Regions from separate parts of the Homo sapiens genome. Here regions 2, 3 and 4 are each linked to region 1. Evidence: chromatin loops called from intact Hi-C (ENCODE). Cell type or tissue: mammary epithelial cell. All regions are shown on one strand. Region 1 overlaps LTBP2 (latent transforming growth factor beta binding protein 2). Region 2 overlaps LTBP2 (latent transforming growth factor beta binding protein 2). Region 3 overlaps YLPM1 (YLP motif containing 1). Region 4 overlaps LTBP2 (latent transforming growth factor beta binding protein 2).

Evidence for each region. Peaks named below come from ENCODE experiments on the same cell type or tissue, not always from the same donor. Only the 100,000 strongest peaks of a DNase experiment are listed, where the experiment ranks them.
Region 2: it touches region 1 in a loop (2.6-fold over the local background); 8 of 110 quality-filtered maps call a loop at or near these places.
Region 3: a loop joins it to region 1, with 13 times the contacts of the local background. A loop is called at or near these places in 18 of 110 quality-filtered maps.
Region 4: a loop joins it to region 1, with 3 times the contacts of the local background. A loop is called at or near these places in 29 of 110 quality-filtered maps.

What each region holds. Positions count from the first base shown.
Region 1 is chr14:74,498,230-74,503,229 of GRCh38, forward strand. LTBP2 (latent transforming growth factor beta binding protein 2) reads right to left here. Exons shown (of 36, transcript NM_000428.3): 33 at 4,990-5,000; 34 at 4,424-4,705; 35 at 3,212-3,361; 36 at 1-2,800. The coding sequence ends at 2,655. Among named protein-coding and RNA genes, the nearest start is that of ISCA2, 7.0 kb to the left of the region's middle. RefSeq lists enhancers at 1,875-2,870, 4,280-4,974 and a silencer at 2,557-2,851. In mammary epithelial cell, CTCF peaks have their summits at 3,124 (motif pointing right) and 4,107 (motif pointing right); a DNase peak (open chromatin) is centred at 3,152; H3K27ac peaks cover 351 bases.
Region 2 is chr14:74,563,966-74,568,965 of GRCh38, forward strand. The region is part of intron 3 of LTBP2 (latent transforming growth factor beta binding protein 2); the gene reads right to left. Among named protein-coding and RNA genes, the nearest start is that of LTBP2, 46 kb to the right of the region's middle. In mammary epithelial cell, no CTCF peak of the experiment used is centred here; DNase peaks (open chromatin) are centred at 2,996 and 4,026; H3K4me3 peaks cover 715 bases; H3K27ac peaks cover 4,187 bases.
Region 3 is chr14:74,801,914-74,806,913 of GRCh38, forward strand. YLPM1 (YLP motif containing 1) reads left to right here. Exons shown (of 21, transcript NM_019589.3): 6 at 643-763. Among named protein-coding and RNA genes, the nearest start is that of YLPM1, 41 kb to the left of the region's middle. In mammary epithelial cell, a CTCF peak has its summit at 2,495 (motif pointing left); no DNase peak of the experiment used is centred here.
Region 4 is chr14:74,587,472-74,592,471 of GRCh38, forward strand. The region is part of intron 2 of LTBP2 (latent transforming growth factor beta binding protein 2); the gene reads right to left. Among named protein-coding and RNA genes, the nearest start is that of LTBP2, 22 kb to the right of the region's middle. In mammary epithelial cell, a CTCF peak has its summit at 2,022; DNase peaks (open chromatin) are centred at 2,020 and 4,110; H3K27ac peaks cover 2,325 bases.

The DNA.
Region 1 (5,000 bases):
ACAAAATTCAAAAAAATACAAAAGGAGATACAGTGAAAAGTCTCCCAATCCTGTACCTATCCACCCTGTCACCCTCCCCACAAACCACCATTGGTTCTAAGAATTTATCCTGCAGATGTAATCCCATAAATTAATGTGAAATATGCACAAGAATATTCATTACAGCATTATTTATAGCAAAAGACAGGAAACAATGGAAACGTCTGTCAGTGAGGGACTGATTAAATAAATTATGGTTTATCCATTCAATGGAATAGTATACAGCTGTAAAATGAAATGAGGCAGCTCTAATTGCAAGTATAAAAAAAAAGCAAAGTGCAGAACAGCATGCATAGTATGCTATTTGTATTTTAAACAAAGGAAATATGTATATATGCATACAATATCTCAAGGTTGGCAGGAAGGTGGAGATTGGAGTGTTGTGGGGGCAGTGGGAACAGCAGTTACGAAGGTGTAGTGCCAGCAGGATATATTTGGGGGATGGTAAGTTCTCCGATGGTGAGGTATAAGGCGGAGTGGCAAGGATGAGGTGAACAGACAACCGCTTCTCTTTCCCCATTCTTTAGACAAATAGTGTTATGTTACATGCTGTTATGCAACCCTCCCTTTTCCCCTTAATTTGTTTTGGATATCTTTCTTAAGGAATTTAGAGCCACCTTTTTTAAGGGTTCCATAGCAATTAATTGTTTCTAATCTTTAGCTATTACAAATGATGCAGTAATAACTTCTTACGTATGTCATTTTATATCTGGTGAAAATATATCTGAAGGTTAAGTTCCTAGAAGTGGAAACTACTGGATCAAAGAGTTAGTGCTTTTATAATTTTGAAGGACATTGCCATATTGTCCTCTTCAATATGTACTTCTGTCAGCTGTTATGAGAGTACCTATTTCCCACATGCTTGCCAGCTAGGAGTCTTAACAAGCTTTTTGATCTTTGCCAATCTGACAGTTTTAAAAAGGATCTCAGTATGGTTTTAAGTTGCATTTCTTTTATTATGAGTGAAAGAATATTTTTACATGCGTAAGAGTGACTTATTTTTGTCTGCTGAAAACATCTCAATTAGTATAGGGACCTAGAGCAAATTATTTAAGCTTTCTATGTCTCAGTTTCCTCACCTGTAAATTGAGAATAAACAATAGTAAGTAGGATTATTGGATAATTAAATGAAATGTATGTATGGCACTCAGCACAGTGCCTGGCACATGGCAAGCATTCAATAAGTTATGTGATGGCTAACAATCAGAGGAGCAGGTAGGACAGGGCAGATTAAATTAAGAAAGTAGCATTCACTTCCATGCTCCAGTCACATGGAGCCTTGTTCATTTACATTGCCATTCATCAGAGAAGTACGAAGTCAGAGCTTTCCTTGTCTTTTAATAGTAAAGAGTCATTTCCCATTGGAACCCATCATAGGCTATCAGCAGAGCTGGCCAGGGAGTAGGCACAGCCTCATCTCTAATATTTAGACTTAGCCAACATGGTAAAGAAATTTAATCTGATATGAAATAAAAACAACAGAAGAGACCAGATGCACATTTCTTTATTCCACCATGGTTCTGAACTCCCAGCTAGTTTGGGTTGGAGTGAGTCTCTGCTTGTAAACTCAGAGGAATGCCTGCCATCGTTTTCTGAAGGGAAAGGGCAGGGGTTTCTGAGTGGAGGGGAAAAACAACATTGGAAATCTGGCTGCTTCTGAACAAGACCACACTGGAAAATAGACTTTTTACTTTTAGCACATCAAACTGGTTTTCACAAAAGGAGATCCCAGAAGAGGTTTGTTTCCTGTAAGAAGCAGTGTTTATGTAATAGAGGTCTTTGTAGATGGGTGCTGTATCCCATGGCAGCCCTTGCTGCTGGTGCCCACAGGCTATCACTGGGCGGATTCAGCTACTGAATATTTTCTTTAGACGTATAAAGCCTTGGCTCCCCTTTCTCATCAACTCCACGTATTTTTCATCATGTCCTCTTGCTGCTTTCTCAGGCTCTTTGTTCTTCTTCATTTGTGTCTCTTACATTCAACAAGCTAATATCAGCCTTGCTTCTCTGAGTGAAGGGATCTTCTGCCACTCCTTGGGGTCAGAGAATGGGCTACAGGATGGAGGTGTGGCAAAATCAGGGCCCAGAACAGATTGGCTGAGTGGTGGTGATGGTTCTTAGGAGGGGGCTCTGGAGTCAGTCCCCAAGCTTCCCCAAATCCTTTCTTGCTCCACAGATTCTGAAGGACCTCCCTAGGGCAGATGTAGCCTCTGTCCCAGTTGTGGGATCGTCAGGATGATGGTGGATTGTGGCTGGAAAGGGGTGTCTGCAGTGTGAGGCCATGGGGCCTTGCATGCTCGCACAGCTTGGGAGGGTGGATGAGGGCCATCCTTTGGTAAGCATCCCATAGCAAGGCCAGGAAAGGTGGTGGACAGGGCCTCATGCGGTGGCTGAAGCATTAAAGCGATTGGTGGTGCTTGAGCCAAGCAAGGGCATGGAGGCAATGACCGAAGCTTACAGCCAGAGGCTAAGCTGGGAGAGATGAAAGCAGGCAAGGCTGATTGGAAACCTCTGGCCTGATGTCACGGTGTCTTCCCAGCTAGGAAATCATCCTCAAGGCCCCTGCCTGTGACTGGAGGCCATTTCCAGGTAGTTGCCACACTGACCCCTGACTGCTACTCCTTGGCAGTGCAGTGGGGGGGCCCTGCCTCAGCCACATATCCCGGGGAGCAGTGGCAGCGGTAGGAGCCCTCTGTGTTCTCGCAGTAACCATGGACACAGAGCACAGCAGGCCCGTTCAAGTCATCACACTCATTCACATCTAAGAGGAAACAAAGGAGAGTGCTGTAGGGAGCCCAGGTGCCTCTGCTGGCTGCCTCCACCTCTCTGGTTAGTAAGCCCTGGCCACTGCCCTAGAGTGAAACCCTAAGTGTGACAGCCAGAGGCTGAAGTCACTTCCCAAAACCAAGCAACTCAAGGACAAAGCAGGGGGCAGCAAGCTCATACCATGCCCAAGACCGTGCTCTCTTGTCCTTGTCTTTTGTCTGGGAACCTGCACGGAAGGGGCTTTCTAAAGCACATAATTAAACCTTCCTTTGGCGCTTTCTTCCCTTCCAGCCTGATGCAGACAGCCCCACTAGGAGGCAGCAGTGGCTCTTCCAGCCTTCCTGAGTTCAGGCGTCTCTGTGGGCAGTGGGCCAGCCTGACTCCTCCATCAGAATTCTGCACTTACCTACGCAGGCCATGTGGGCCGCATCCAGCTGGAAGCCCTCAAAACAGTCACAGGTGTAGCCCTCCCGCACGCGCACACAGCGGCCATTCTCACAGCCGTTCAGGATGCCGCACTCCTCCGCCTGAAGCCCTTCGAAGCCGGCTGGGGGCTCTGGGAGGAGGAAATCGGAGAGAGGAGGAGGCTGAGGGCTGTGTCCAGACTCTCCCTAATGCTGGGACCCTCGCCCTTCTGGACAAAGGGTGCCCCTGTGGAACTGTGGGGGTGGGGGCAGAGAGGATCATAAAATTCTTGTGGAAAGATGCTAGAACAAAAGGCAGTACTCTTGAAAAAAAAAGTATGTGTCATTTTAGATGGGGAGAGGTGCTCTGGGCTTCAAATGAGGGCTCCAGGGAGGCTGAGACTCGCTGCTTCCACAATGCCCGGCTCCTGCTGGGGTTTGGGTGGTCGAGGAGTGTGTTGCTACATAGTTTTTGGGTTTGGGCGTGGGGAAGGGGTGAGGTGTTTTGTTTAAACCTTCACATCGTGTTTTTGGGAAGTGGGGAACAATTGGTAGCAGAGGGGCCTCACTCAACACAAAGCAAAACATTGACCAGATCTACCTAACCCTCTTCACTCCCTAAGCACCCCTCCACCCCATGGAAAAGGCCACACCCTACCCAGAGGTATGGTTTTAGTCTGATGTGGTAGCTTTGCCTGTGGTGGGTACCGTGTGCATGGCACAGTGCTAGGCTTGACTTCCTCATTAGACTCCAAGGCCTGAGTGTTTGGATCGCACCATTCACAAACCGAGTCATCACGGTGGGCCTTTAAAGTCCTTAGAAAACCTTAATCCACACTTCAGGTCACAAGTGTGAATGCTGGGTGTCCTTAGAGCAGGTTATTCTGCAGCCTGTAGGTGGCGTGGAGGGAGAAAAAGACTGCAGTGAACAGCTTTCTCTCTCTCTCTCAGTCCCCACAGGAAGCTTGTAGGTTGGGACAGGGGCAGTGTCCTGTACCTTTTTGTGTCCCTGTGATAGTTTATGACGGAGTTGTTAGGGTCGGACCTGGGCGTATGTACTTGTCTCAAGCGAGCCGTGAACGGGGACCTCTGGCTTGGTGTGTCTTTCCCCTTCCCAGTCCTCACCCTGCTGGCAATATGACTAGCAGGTGGAGGAGATGGAAGTGAAACAGCTTTGGTGCCCACCTCTTCCCCAGTTTTGCAGCAACACAGACCTGGATGGCTGGCCACGTAGTGGGGCTGGAGTTCTGAGGGCTGCAAAGGAGACTCAAGGATGGGTGTGCGGTCCGCTGAGTGACCGGCTGTGTTGGGGAAGGCAGGCTCAGGGACGGTGTCCTCGGGGCCCAGGTAGTTGTAGAAGGGGGCCCCATCTGGGCCATAGATGCTGTAGTGCAGGTCATCGGGCCCGGGGCCATACTCATAGCCTGGCCGGAAGTGGACCCCGGCCTCCCGCTCTGCCTCAATGCGAGCCACGTTGCACAGCTGAGCATAGACCTCTGTCAGGGAGGAGGGAGAGAAGGAGCTGGGTTCTAGCTCCTGCCAGCTAAAGCCTGGCTGGCTTTGTCTCTGGGAGCATGCAAGGACTGGTACCCTCTGGGAGATCCTGGCAACATTCCTCTCCCCACCTCTCCCCTGCCCTACTTTGTCCCCAAACAGCAGGGATGGAAGACAGGGCCTTTGCTCTGCTCCTTCTTTCTAGATCCCCAGTTCCAAGGTGAGGGCATCCCCCTCCCTGGGGCCTGGCCCAGCCCTGCAGGGTATCCCCTTTGCTCCCCCTCACCAGAGCTCCTC
Region 2 (5,000 bases), 66 kb after region 1:
ATGTGGCAGGGTGGAGAACAGGAAGTGGGAAGTGGGTGGGTAGGGAATAAACTGGTGCTATATATATATTTATATATATATATTTATATATATATTTATATATATATATTTATATATATATTTATATATATATTTATATATATATTTATATATATATATTTATATATATATTTATATATATATATTTATATATATATTTATATATATATTTATATATATATTTATATATATATTTATATATATTTATATATATATTTATATATATATTTATATATATTTATATATATTTATATATATTTATATATATTTATATATATATTTATATATATATTTATATATATTTATATATATATTTATATATATATTTATATATATATATTTATATATATTTATATATATATTTATATATATATATTTATATTTTATATATTTTTATATATATATTTTGAGACAGAGTCTCACTCTGTTGCCCAGGCTGAAGTGCAGTGACGCAGTCTCGGCTCACTGCAACCTCCGTCTCCCAGGTTCAAGCAATTCTTCTGCCTCAGCCTCCTGAGTAGCTGGGACTACAGGTGCTCGCCACCATGCCAGGCTAATTTTTTTTTGTTTTTGTTTCACCATATTGGCCAGGCTGGTCTTGAACTCTTGACCTGGTGATCCGCCCACCTCAGCCTCCCAAAGTGCTGGGATTACAGGTGTGAGCCACCAGGCCCAGCCAACTGGTGCTATAATTTAATGACACTTTCTTTGTGCCATGTTCTGTGCCAATAACGCCCATTACGTGCATCCTCTCACATAGAGCTCTCCATATCCTAAGACTTAGATACTCATTATCCCCATTTTATAGTCAAGAAAACAGAGGCTATGGGGGTTCTATGCCTTGCAGAAGGTGGCTGAACTCCTAAGTGCTGAGGCCAGGTTACCAAACCAGGTAACTTCATCCTAAATCTACCATTAATCGTTTCTTTATCGCCATTTTACAAATGAGGACATTGAGGCTTTGAGGGATTAAAGAATAGGTCTGTGCCCTTATGGTGAAGGTCTTGAAATATTCAGGGAGGTGTCTGGGCTGTACTGAGTGGGTGAAGGGGAGTGTCCTGAGATTTTGAAGCAGGAAATGACCCGGTCCGAAGAACAGCTACACTTTTTCACTCATTCAAAGGGCAAGTACTGAGTGCCTGTTACAGGCCATGCACTGACCCCAGGGATGGCAAAAACTCCAACCTTGGTTGAAGTCTTTTGTCCCCTAAGCTCCAATGCGGGGTGGACAAAGGGACTAGTACCCTAGCAAAGGTGAGGGGGCAGAGGGGAAGCCACATGTTAGCCTCAAGTCACTCGTGGTCTTCAAGCAGGCCTAGGACATGTTGGGATGGGCATTCTTAAATGATGATTATTGCAGTGAAAGACCACCTGGTAGAGAGTGGACTAAAGAGAGGCGAGCTGGAGGCCAGCTGGAAGGCTTTGGCTGTGGTCTAGGCTATCAGTGGCCGAGGAAAGAACCAAGAAGAAGGCATGGATGCAAGGGCTATTTCAGATGTAGAGACAGATAATTCCCAGCTATGACTTGGACTAATAGGTGGAGGGAGTTCCAAGAGCCAAGATCTCAACATGAGAAATCCAAGAAGTGAATGATGGGCTCAGTTTTGGATATAATGAGTGCTTGGTATCTTGAGATGGAAACACCCAGGAGGCAGAACTTGGGAGAGAGTTTTGGGGCTGTAGACACAGTTGGGGCTGGGAGGAGGTTGTAAGAGTAGAGGTGGTAGCTGTAGAGTTAAGAGGGAAGGATGATATCATTCGAGGAAAGCAGGCAGAACAAACCATGCTTCAGAGTGCCACTGCCTGACTGGGGCGTTAACTCTGCCAACGTTTTCCAATTTAAAAGGGGAAAATGTAATAATGAACAGAATGGTCTCAGTTCTAAGTCTTGCTCCCATAAATTCTTCTCCAACCTCTGGCGCCTGCTACCACTTGTCTGCTAGCACACGATTAAACAAACGAACAAGCCGTAAATTAATATTAACGGAAAAATGTGGCAACAGCCTATCATACTTCATCCCACAGTTTGCGCTTTTCACGGACACGTGCGTGTGCCTATAGCTGGGTTTTTTTTTTTAATTTTTTTTATGCATACATAGACAATCGTCATAGTTTCTGCTAATAAAACTGTTCCCAGCTCTAATCATGAAATTAAGTATATTGATATTTCGTGGTACTCCTTATGACTTCCAGGTGTTCTGACACCTAAACAGTTTGAGAAATGTAAGAGGAAAGAGAACAAAGAAGGGCAGAGGGGGCCTAGGGAACACCAACGCTTAAGAGGCAGACAGAGGGAGAGGCTCTGAAGGCATCTGGAAGGGAGCAGCCAGAGGAATAGGAAGGATCTAGGAGAAAGCTCCAAGAGAGGAAGGCGTTCCCAGAACTCTCTCTGCTGCCGGCCAAAGCGCAGAGGCTGCTCCTTCCTGCGGCTGCAGGGGCAGCTCACTTCAGCTTAACATGCCCTGTGTTTCCCTGATGGCTTGGTCTCCCCTGAGGATCTGGGTGCTGGCAAGGCAGAGGAAGGCCCTTGCAGAGCTCTGCTCCTTTCTCCTCCTGTCTGGCCAGGCAGGCCCTTGGCTGCCAAACCCCTGGGGACCTAAGATAGGGAGACGAGTAGGGACAGCATGTTCAACGGGCCCAGAGCCTGGATTGGAATCTGTACCTTCTTGTTGCCTGGCACGCTGATAGGGCATCATCAACATTCCCTGGTGCCTATCCTAAAGGGTCGAGAGCCAGCCCTCTCCCCCGTGTCCCCAAGGAGTCTCAAGATCACTCCTGCTGCTGTGTCTGCTTGGCGCACCCACCCAACCTCTTTGCCCTCATCAGTCAGCTCCAGGCACCCCACTCACCCCACCTGGCTGCCATGAGTCACATCCCCAGTGCTCTGAGGCTCTGGGCCTCTAGCTCTTCCTATGGCCACACCTAGGTCTGAAAGGACTGGATTCCCCAGCACACAGACCCCAGGGGATGACCCTGCCAGGCTGTGGGTGGGGAGGAGGTAGAGCCCTGGGGCAGTCTCTCCTGTCCAGACCACACCCTGCCCTGCTTCCCAGACAGCTCAAGGGAACACAGCATTCCTGTTTCAGGCAGGGAGACGGAGGGAGGCATGAGCTCTGCGTGTCGGGGTTAATGTCAGGGAGGGGCACCCAGCCCTTGCCTGCAGCCCGGTCCCCCCTCAAGGGCAGCCCTGAAGTAGGTGCTGCCTCAGTTTCTAAAGGGTCCAGAGACTCCTAGGAGCCACATCTCTCCCCTCCACCCTCCAGCCCCCTCATGTGTTGGTCCACTGTGAACACTTTTCCACCGAGCAGCCAGCCTTTAGGCTGCCGGGCTGCCAAGCCCTGGCCCCTCGAGATCCTGCGCGGCCTTTGTTCCCTCCTGGCAGGGTAAGAGAGCCAGGCAAGAGAGCCAGAGCGAGCTGCCTGGGCACTGGGCTCACACCCGGGCCACCTCAGGGGCAGAGGCGGGGTGGGGGTGGCCCTGAGAGGTTCTCAGGGCTCCAGGAAATGCCCCTCATTTTCTCCCTAGCTTGCCCATGTGTCCAGCTGCTGTGGCGATAGCCCTCTTCTTCCCACCAGGAAAAAGAGCCCCTCTAAGTGCTTCCCTGTCTCCTTCTGGGCCCAGCTGGACCACCCAAAGGGTTGCAGCTCGGCGGGGGACACAGACCCCCAGGAGGGAAGGGACTGGGCCTTACCCTCTTCATATCTTCCATGGAGTCGTCACAGCGCTGGGCACACAGCTGCTGCCCTGAAAATATTTCTCACACTCAACTTCAGACTTCTCCATGGCTTCTCCCAGTCCTCCTGCCTCACTGGAACCATCTCCCCAGCCCTAGCTGGGCCCCATTCCTCAGCCACCCAGGGCCCGCAGGCAGTCTGAGGCCCCTGGCTCCGAGTTCCCTCGGGAAGACTTGTCAGCACACGGTGAACCTGGATTTCATGAATTCGTCGTTCAACCACCGCCAACGTGCACCGTCCCATCAGGCATTATGCAAAGGGCATCTTTCCCACCAAGAGCTTGCCACCCAGACTGGGGGGCAGGGGGTAGGGAGAGGCCGAGCATACCTGGTGCCTTCGCACAAATCACAAGAGGCCTCTCTGGGCAGCCAGTTTACAGAAGTTGCCCTACTTCCTTCAGGCTGATGTAGCGTGGTCCCGGTGCTGGGTGAGCAGAACACAGGCTAGATTTTGGCCCCAGGGTTCATCTCCTGCCTGGCACCCTTGTGCAGGACACAGCAGGTACACTATATACAGCAGCCCCGGGCCAGCCCCCTGCATGCGAGCATTTCATAACAATCCAAGAGCAGAGATGGAGGAGAGGGGCAGAAGCCAGGAGTCTTATGGCCAGGTAAGCTGTCCAGCCAGCATGTTCCAGCGCGGCCGTGGGGCTGGATCACTGGGGAATGCTTTCCAGAGGGTGGGAGACATGAGCCGGAGGAAGGGGTGGGGAGTGCAGAGAGAGCCACAAGCATAAACGGACATATTCAGGAATGTGCTGGCATGGTGTTCAGGGATAATCAGACCTGTCTGATTAAAGAGAAATAGGAGGAGTCAAGGATGAGAATAATAATAGCCAACAGTTACATAGTGCTAATCATATGCCAGGCACTGTGCTAAGCACTTTACATATATTAATTCAGTTAACCACCATTAAAATTAGGAAGTAGGTATTATTATTATCCCTTTTCCAGATGAGGCATAAAGAAGCTAGGTAACTTACTTAAGGTCACATAGTCAATGACTAGGAATCAAATACAGGCATTCTGCAGATATTCTAGTTCCAGAGCCTATACCACGAATCTTTGCACCATCTTGAGAACTATACTTCGGGACCTAGTACAGAAGGCCAACAGTCTGGGCCTCATCCTATGAACCTCATGCTTGAAAAGGAAGCCTTGAAAAAAGTGTTTTCACCAGAAAGTAACAAGGTTAAAAATAGTCATGGAAAACTCCCCTTGGAGGCCC
Region 3 (5,000 bases), 300 kb after region 1:
TCTAAAGAGTTGAAAAAAATAGGCCGGGCGTGGTGGCTTACGCCTGTAATCCTAGCACTTTGGGAAGCTGAGGCAGGCGGATCATGAGGTCAGGAGTTCGAGACCAGCCTGGCCAATATAGTGAAACCCCGTCTCTACTAAAAAAATACAAATAATTAGCCGGGCGCGGTGGTGCATGCCTGTAGACCCAGCTACTCGGGAGGCTGAGGCAGGAGAATCACTTGAACCCGGGAGGCAGAGGTTGTAGTGAGCTGAGATCGCGCCATTGCACTCCAGCCCAGGCGACAGAGTGAGACTCTGTCTCAAAAAAAAAAAAAAAAAAATAGCAAGAGAGCTTTTGGTTGGATTAAAGAAAAACATAACAAGTAGATGAGATAGTAGAAAACAACTGAGGCAGGTTGTAGAATCTATTCTTGAATATCTTCAATAATTTATAATTATTTATATGTCTTAAATGACTGATGAGTTAGCTACATAAAAGCAAAAGAGGGTAATCCTGGAGCTGCTCAGTGTATGGCCACTGCAGAGAATTTTAGGACAAGGATTTTTTAGGTCTCCTTTTTTTAATTAAATATTAATTGTAGTCACTTAGGAATGGAATAAGCATGCTTTATGTACTATGTCAATTTTATTTGTTTGCAGGGAACAGAAAGAACAGCTTCAAAAGATGAAAGACTTCGGGTCTGAGCCACAGATGGCTGACCATCTACCACCTCAGGAATCAAGATTGCAGAATACATCTTCAAGACCTGGAATGTATCCGGTATGGGAGAATGTGTGCTCAGAAAATGAAATGGTTTCTACTTTGTATGTTTCTATGTTGTTTGATTTTTTTTAGAAGTTGAATAAATAACAAATTTCCTCTATAAAATGTAAATTTTGGAAACTTAAAAGTTTATGGTAATTGAACTTTGAACACCTTAAAAGCATGTTCAAAAGTGTGGTAGAGATGCTCCTTTTCCCCAGATTTTGATAAGTACACCAAGTACACCTGAACTACATAGCTTCTGTTCACAAAATGGTAGAATTTTTCTAATAATTTTTATGTTAAAATAGTCCTGTTGGCTGGGCATAGTGGCTCACACCTGTAATTCTAGCACTTTGGGAGGCTAAGGCGAGAGGATTGCTTGAGCCCAGGAGTTTGACACCAGCCTTCGCAAAATGGTGAGACCCCTATCTCTACCAAAAAAAAAAAAAAGTCCTGTTTTCCATCTAGGCAGGGCTAGATGTGGGCCTCGTGATGCTTCCTACCTCTTCAGGCTACTAGTCCTTCAGATGGGGAAATGTCATACCCCAGTACATACTTCAGAACTGTTCAGGCAGTATGAAAAGGGGTGTTTATGTTAAAGACTTGAGTAATTAAGTTCTCCTTTTTTTCCCAAGAGCATGCCAGGACTTCTTTTATTTTTGTTATTTTACCTTTAAGCCAGTAATGGGCTTTTCAAATGTTTAAAATGTTATCTTGCAGGTAGTTTTATGACAGCATAATGAAGAAAACAGCTCTACTGAACCTCTACTGAACCATTTCATCAAATTAACACTTTTCATTTCTCAGTGTTCCCTTCCATCCTGGTCTAATACTTAACAGTAAGACATAGTTGTTGACATCAGTGACCACCATGGTGTTGTTGACTCCCCAGATCGGATCTCCTGACCTTTGTACGCATCTACCTGTCTGCAGGGTTTCTGTCTGTGGATGTGACTCCTGTCAAATGCAGCATATTCAAAATGGGGCTCGTTATCATACCCCATTAAATTGTCTTTTTTCCTCACCATCACCTAGTCACCCTAACTTGAAACCTGAAAATCAACCCTCCATCTTGCTCCATCTTGCTGATTTGTCCTACCCTGCTGCTGATTGATTTTACCTCCTTTGAATCAAATTCTCAAGTATAATTACACCCATTTTAAGCCTATAGTTCGAGTTTTGACAGATGTATACCAAAAGATAAAAAAATTCTCGGCCAGGCGCGGTGGCTCACACCTGTAATCCCAGCACTTTGGGAGGCCAAGGCGGGTGGATCACTTGAGGTCGGGAGTTTGAGATGAGCCTGACCAACTTGGAGAAACCCCGTCTCTACTAAAAGTACAAAATTAGCCGGGCGTGGTGGCGCATGCCTGTAATCCCAGCTACTAAGGAGGCCGAGGCAGGAGAATCACTTGAACCCGGGAGGTAGAGGTTGCGGTGAGCCGACATCGCGCCATTGCACTCCAGCCTGGGCAACGGGCGAAACTCCATCTCAAAATCAAAACAAAACAAAACAAAATTCTCATCACCCTAAAAAGTTCTCTCATGCCCTTTTGAGATTGGGACTACCCCTATACTCCACTTCAGGCAGCGTCGATGTGATTTGTGGCCAGATGGACATTTTAAAACAAATCTCACCATGTGGCTACCTGGCTTTAAAACTTCAATGTTCTCCCATGCCTTCAGGATGAAATTTAGAATCTCTTGCATGACTTTCTTGTTCTTCCTGAGCTGGCCTGACCTCTGCTGACCATTGCTTGCTACTCCACTCTCTGATGCTTCATTTTCCCTCCACATAGAGCTACTTAACAATTTTGTGAATGTGCTAGATTCTTTTACTTCTTCATTCCTTTGCGTATGCATGTTGTTCTCTAAGCCTAGAGTCTTTTCTTTGCCTTCCCATCCCCTCCTGCAACTGGCTAATGTTTGTTTATCTTTTACAACTCAGCTCTACTATTTTCTCTTCCACCTATGTAGGGCAATTACCCTTGTACATACCCTGTAACATCTTGTACTAGTCTTTGTTGTCATCTTTATTATGTTGCATTTTGAGTGTCTGTTTTCTTGTCTTTCTTTCTAAATTGAGTCCATAAGATAATAACTATATCTTTCATCTTTGTGTGTCTTAGTAAATAGAAGCGCCAGATTGTACATCCACATTTCTGCTTTATTTGCTTAACAAATCATAATCATCTTTCCATATTGTTATATGCTATATTATTTTTTGATTTACAATAATTTATTGAATTAATTCAATTTCTGTTGGAATTTGTTTCTAATCTTTCACTGTTATTCTTAATATTACCCTAATGAATGTCTTTGTATTGGGTTCTTATTTTAGATAACTCCTTTTCTTTTTTCCTTTTTTTTTTTTTTGAAATGGAGTCTCACTCTGTTGTCCAGGCTGGAGTGCAGTGGCATGATTTCAGCTCACCGAAACCTCCACCTCTTGGGTTTAAGCGATTCTCCTGCCTCAGCCTCCCAAGTAGCTGGGATTACAGGTGCCTGGCACCACACCTGGCTAAATTTTTTGTATTTTTAGTAGAGACAGGGTTTTACCAATTGGCCAGGCTGGTCTTGAACTCCTGACCTCAGGTGATCCACCTGCCTCAGCCTCCGAAAGTGCTGGGATTACAGGCATGAACCACCGCACCCGGCCAATAACTTCTTAGGAGTAAGTTTTATGTTTTTGTTTTGTCTCTTTTTTTTTGCTCTGTTGCCTGGGAGGCTGGAATACAGTGGTACAATCATAGCTCACTGGAGCCTCAAACTCCTGGGCTCAAGTGATTCTCTCACCTCAGCCTCCTGAGTAACTGGGACTACAGGCACACACCCTACGCCTGGCTAATAATAAAAAAAAAAAATTGTTAGTAGGGACAGGGTCTCGCGTTGTTGCCCAGGCTGGTCTCGAACTCCTGGGCTTAAGTGATCCTCATGCCTTGTCCTCCCAGAGTGCTGGGATTACAGGTGTGAGCCCCTGCACCCAGCCAACAGTGATTTTAACGTCCCAAAGTGGGACACTTCAGTCAAAGAATAAGCATACTTTTTTTTTTTTTTTTTGAAACGGAATGTAGTCTGTCACCCAGGCTGGAGTGCAGTGGCACAATCTCAGCTCACTGTAATATCCACCTCCCGGGTTCAAGTGATTCTCCTGCCTCATCCTCCTGAGTAGCTGGGATTACAGGTGCCTGCCACCATTCCTGGCTCATTTTTTTTGTATTTTTAATAGAGATAGGGTTTCACCATGTTGGCCAGGCTGGTTTTGAACTCCTGACCTCAGGTGATCCACCTGCCTCAGCCTCCCAAAGTGCTAGGATTACAGGCATGAGCCACCACACCTGGCCCAGAATAAGCATACTTTTTAAATGATTCCTGTCACATAGCCAAACAGCTCTCTATAATAGTTGTATAATGGCCGGGTGTGGTGGCTCATGCCTGCAATGCCAGCACTTTGGGAGGCCAAGGCAGGTGGATCACAAGAGGTCAGGAGTTCCAGACCAGCCTGGCCAACATGGTGAAACCCCGTCTCTACTAAAAATATAAAAATCAGCTGGGCTTGGTGGCATGTGCCTGTAATCCTAGTTACAGGTGAGGCTGAGGCAGGAGAATCGCTTGAACCTGGGAGGCAGAGGTTGCAGTGAGCCAAGATTGCACCACTGCACTCCAGCCTGGGTGACAGATCAAGACTCTGTCTCAAGTGCATCACCTGAGGTCAGGAGTTCAAGACCAGCTTGGCCAACATGGTGAACCCTCGCCTCTACTAAAAATACAAAAATTAGCCAGGCACGCGCCAGGTGGTGCGCACCTGTAATCCCAGCTACTAGGGAGACTGAGGCAGGAGAATTGCTTGAACCTGAGAGGTAGAGGTTGCACATAGCGCCACTGCGCTCCAGCCTGGGCAACAAGAGTGAGACTCTGTCTCAAAAAAATATATAAATAAATAAATGAAAAAAAATAATTGTATAACATCTATACTATAGCCTCGTAAGCATTAGCTACTTAATATTTTTGGTATATTTAATAATTTTAATACAGCATTTTTGATTACTAGTGAACATGAATATTTTCCCATATTTGTTAATTATACTTTCCTCTTACAGAAATTCTGTTTGTGTCCTTCACCCATTTATCTGTTTGAGTCAGGTTTTTTTTTTTTAAATTAACTCATTATCCTTAATATAATATAGATATTAACCCTTTCTCATATAAACAATAATTTTAAAAAATGTATCTTTTACTTTCACTATATAGA
Region 4 (5,000 bases), 89 kb after region 1:
AGAGAGATGGGAGCGTGCAAAGGAAGCGAACCCCCAAAGACCTGGGCAGTTTCCCAAGCAGAGGACGAGGCGAAGACCAGGCTGTGGAGGCTGGAAGGAACGTGGCATACTCGAGAAGCCGCCAGAGACCCAGGAAGGCCAGGGTCTGGTGGCGGAGGAGGTGTAGGCAAGGTCAGTGAGGAAGAGGAGGCAGATACACAGACCCTGTCATCTCAGGGATCCTAAGGGCACCTGTGAAACTACCAGGCACAGCTACCCAGAGCAGGTTCCTGGGTTTTGTGAGCTGAACTCTCCTTTCTGAGAAGAGTACCAGAATCCAAACCAGGGGCTGGCCGGGATAAACATCTCCAAAATTCCACCTGGCCCATGTCACAGAGACCTTCAATGGCTCCCTGATGTCTTCAGGATTCAAGTCCATAGACGAGCGCTGAAGACCCTCCTGGTCTCATCCCCTCTAACATTCCTCTAAGCCAATGTGCTCCAGCCGAGCTGGCCTGCTGGCTGTGGCCCCAGGTAGCCTCTGCTCTGTCTTCTCTCTGTCTTTGCATGTGCTATGTCCTCTCTTCTTTCCCACTTGCTCTCCATTTACCTGGCTCCTACTGTTCCCTCAAGACCCACTTCCCCATGCTGGACACCCACCTCTCAGCAGCTGCTCCCTCCTTTGATTAACAGGAAAAACACTTGTCGTGTTTGCCATTCACTGGGCGTGCCCTGCATACTGCCATTAGTTTTTGTTGTTGTTGTTTTTGTTTTTTGGGTTTTTGTTTTGAGACGGAGTTTCACTCTTGTTGCCCAGGCTGGATGCAATGACGCGATCTCGGCTCACCACAAACTCCGCCTCCCAGATTCAAGTGATTCTCCTGCCTCAGCCTCCCGAGTAGCTGGGATTACAGGCGCCTGACACCATGCCCTGCTAATTTTGTATTTTTATTGGAGACGGAGTTTCTCCATGTTGGTCAGGCTGGTCTGAAACTCCCGACCTCAGGTGATCCGCCCACCTCGGCCTCCCAAAGTGCTGGGATTACAGGTGTGAGCCGCCGCACGAGGCCGCTGCCATTAGTTTTTTTATGCATGTGTCTCAATTTCCTGACTCATATAGTCAGCCCCTTGAAGTGTAGTGACTGTCTCTTACACCTCTTTGTAACTTTAGCTCCTAACATATGCCTAACAATAACATGATTATTATTATTTTTATTATGGCAGATACTGTCTGATGAGTGTGACAATAGGCCTGGCACCGTGCTCTGCATACACGCTCTCACTGAAGCCTCTCGACAATTCTATGCAGCAGGTGTGACTATGATTCCCATTTTACAGATAATGCTGCTGAAGCTCAGAGAGGTTAAGAGACTTGCCTGAGGTCACCCAGCTAGTTAATGGTGGAGCCAGGATTCAAATCTAGTTCTATGTGACTGAGAAGCCCAGGCTCTTTCCACCCCCACTGACTCCCAGAAGGGTGGGCATGGTTCTTCTTCTTCCTCTCTACTATTTCTGAGCCTTGGCCCAGAGCTGATAAGGAAATAAAGGGGATCTGTTGGCTTCAAGTCAGCCACCAAATGCACCCTTGGGAACTCTGCCCTGAGAAACTGCACATCTCAATTGGCCCTGACAGTGGAGACCCCAGGACCACACACCCTTCCAAAGCCCACACAGAATTTTTAAATAATGATGGAGGATGTACGTCATCTCATGGGCTTATCCAATGAGCATTCGTAGAGCACTCACTGGATGTGAAGCTTGTGATAGTGTCTCCAGCACACTGTCTGACACGGAAAGTAGAACACACAAGTTATATGACAAGTGCTATGTCAGCTGGACCCTCTAACCCAGGCTGAGGCAGGGAGTAGGGAAAGTCAGGGAAGGCTTCTTGGAGGAGGTGATGCTGACCAGAGACACAAAGGATGAATAAATTGGACATTGTGCACCAAGGGCACTCAAGACCAGTCTATCAGCAGAGAGCATGGGAAATAACAGGTTTTAATAGCATTCCAACCACAAGTTGGGCTCTGAGGCCAGAGCATTTTTCTTCATGCCCAGGCACCTCTTCCTGGCAGGCTCCAGGCCTCTAGGTAAAACCATGTCAGAGAATTGTAACCCAGAGCACTTCCCCAAACACAAACTGCCACCACGGCAGGATTTTGGCCTGGCCACCCCTCCATCTGCCCAAGCATACTTAGTCCCCACCTGACCACCTGCCAGGCCCCTGTCACCACCACCACTGGAAACATGGTCAGCTGGGGCCAGCCCAGCAGCCACGCCAGTGCTAGTGAACATGGAGGAAGCAGATGTGCCCAGGGCAGGTCTCGGCCTTGGGGTTTTTTTAGGGAGGGAATAGAATGGGAAGGCCTGAGTGATCTCCCACATGGACCCACACCTCTCTGCCACAGAGACCCAAAGCCCGGCGTGGGTGAGAGGAAGGTCATGCAGCTTCCACCTCTGAGTGTGTGGTCCTTGCCCCGAGGATGGCCTTTGGAAAACAGTCTAGCTTCCATCCTTCCCCTCCTGAGCCCTGAGAACAGCCCATCCTTCACATTAACAATAAGATCCTTCATACAACAAATATATGAAAAAATGTTCAACATCACTCGTCATCAGGGAAATGCAAATTAAAACCACAATGAGATACCACCTTATCCCAGCCAGAATGGCCATTACTAAAAAGTCACAAAACAATTGATGTTGGCACAGACATGGTGAAAAGGGAACACTTATACACTGCTGGTGGGAATGTAAATTAGTACCACCCCTATGGAAAACAGTATGGAGATTTCTCAAAGAACCAAAAGTAGGTCAACCATTCAATCCAGCAATCCCACTACTGAGTAAAGGCAAAGAAGTCATTCTATCAAAAAGACACCCGCACGTGTATGTCTACTGCAGCACAATTCATGATTGCAAAGATATGGAACCAACTTAATGCCCATCAACCAATGAGTGGATAAAGAAAATGTGGTGAACCCCATCTCTACTAAAAATACAAAAAATTAACCAGGTGTGGTGGCAGGTGCCTGTAATCCCAGCTACTCGGGAGGCTGAGGCAGGAGAATCACTTAAACCCAGGAGTGAGCCGAGATCGTGCTACTGCACTCCAGCATGGGCGACAGTGAGACTCTGCCTCAAAAAAAGAAAAAGAAAAGAAAAAGAAAATGTGATATATATATACACCATGGAATATTACTCAGTCATAGAAAAGAATGAAATAATGTCTTTTTGCAGCAACTTGGATGGAGCTGGAGGCCATTATTCTAAGTGAAGTAGCTCAGGAATGGAAAACCAAATACATGTCATCACTTACAAGTGGGAGCTAAGCTAGCTAAGCTATGGGTATGAAAAGGCATACAGAGTGATACAATGGACTTTAGAGACTCAGAAGGGAAAGAGTGGGAAGGGTTGCGGAAAAAAAACTACATATTGGGTAAAATGTACACTACTCCGGTGATGGGTGCACTAAAATCTTAGACTTCACCACTAAACAATTTATCCATGTAACCAAAAACCATTTGTACTCCAAAAGCTATTGAAATTAAATATATATATAAAATAAGATCTTTCACTGTCTAGAAATCCAAGACCCCAAACCCTGTGAGCCAAGCCCCTACGGCACACCACGACTCACTTAGCTCTGGTTCTGCCTTGCTTGCTAATAATACATTCCGAAAACATGTAGTGAGCACCTTATCTTGATCAGACTGGGTGCCGAGGCCAGAAAGGTGAACAAGACTGGGCCCTGCAGAGGGAGAAGCCCTGGCCAGTGGGGGTTCCCACATTCCTAGAAACCATTTTCCAAGCAGGGAATTAGGTCTTCAGTGAGGGTTAGGGCTGGCAAACTTTGGTTGGTACAATGAACAAACAGCTCATGGGAAATGAGTGGTTAGGGGGAACTGTGGAAATGGCATTTAGTATATAATAGCCTAGTAAATCAAGTTCTAAAAGGCTTCCAAACCAGCCAGACGTGTTGGTGGGAAAAATCCCCTCAGGAAGGTAACCCTTCTGAATTAACCATGTAGGATGCTGTGCAGAGGCCCAATCTGCTGAGGCAGAGCCTCCAAGAAGTTTCAGGTTTTTGGAGGTTTAGAACCAGCTCTCGCCGGCTTCACTCGCATCCTCTCTTGTTTTCACAAGTCTCGGCAAGATGCCTGGAACTACCTGGCTTCCTCACGGAAATTAAGCATTGTGTTTTGAGCTGAGTGTTTGCATTATGGGATTGAAGTATGTAGACTCCTCTCCTCTCTCTCCATTCCCCCAAAAGTCACCCCTAAATGGTCCATGATGGTGGCTTCCAGTGCCTGTCTATGAATGGGACAGTTCTGACAGTTTTTACCCATCTGCCATAAAGTCAGGAAAAGAAACACTTTCCTGGGTTGTTTCTTTTTCATAGGCTATATTTTTCCCATCTAAAGAGTGTCTTTTGAGATGATGTCTTTTCTACATTTTTGGAGTTAAAATGTTCTTTTTAATTAAAGGTGATGACAAGTGGTAATTAGTTTTGTTTTTTGTTTTTTCCTGATGGCTTCACTTGGAAAAATGAAAAGCTGGCCACTGCATGTTGGTACTTAAGATATTTTTGGAAACATTACTGATGCATGAAGTCCAGTGACCCTTCGGGAGGGAGGGGCAATCGTGGTTGTGTGTCCTTTTGTTTAAAGGAGACTGAAGTGAAACATTCCTATGCCAAATGAGCATGATTTCAAAACTTAAATATCCAAAAGGAAATCGGCCATCTCAGAATCTCCAGTGGCAGAGGCTATTGCTTAGAGCAAAGAAGGAAACGCTGAGGTCCCAGGAGAGGCAGTTCCATGCGGTGCTGTGGGAATTTTAAGAGAGAAAACCTCCATCCATGGTGGGCCAGCGAGTCTTCATGTTTTGCCCTTGGAGTTTGATGCCTCCAATTTTTCCTCAATAGTAGAGATCCTAGAGGTGGGTGCGGTGGCTCACGCCTGTAATCCCAGCACTTTAGGAGGCTGAGGCTGGAGGATTGCCTTAGTCCAAGGGTTGCCCAG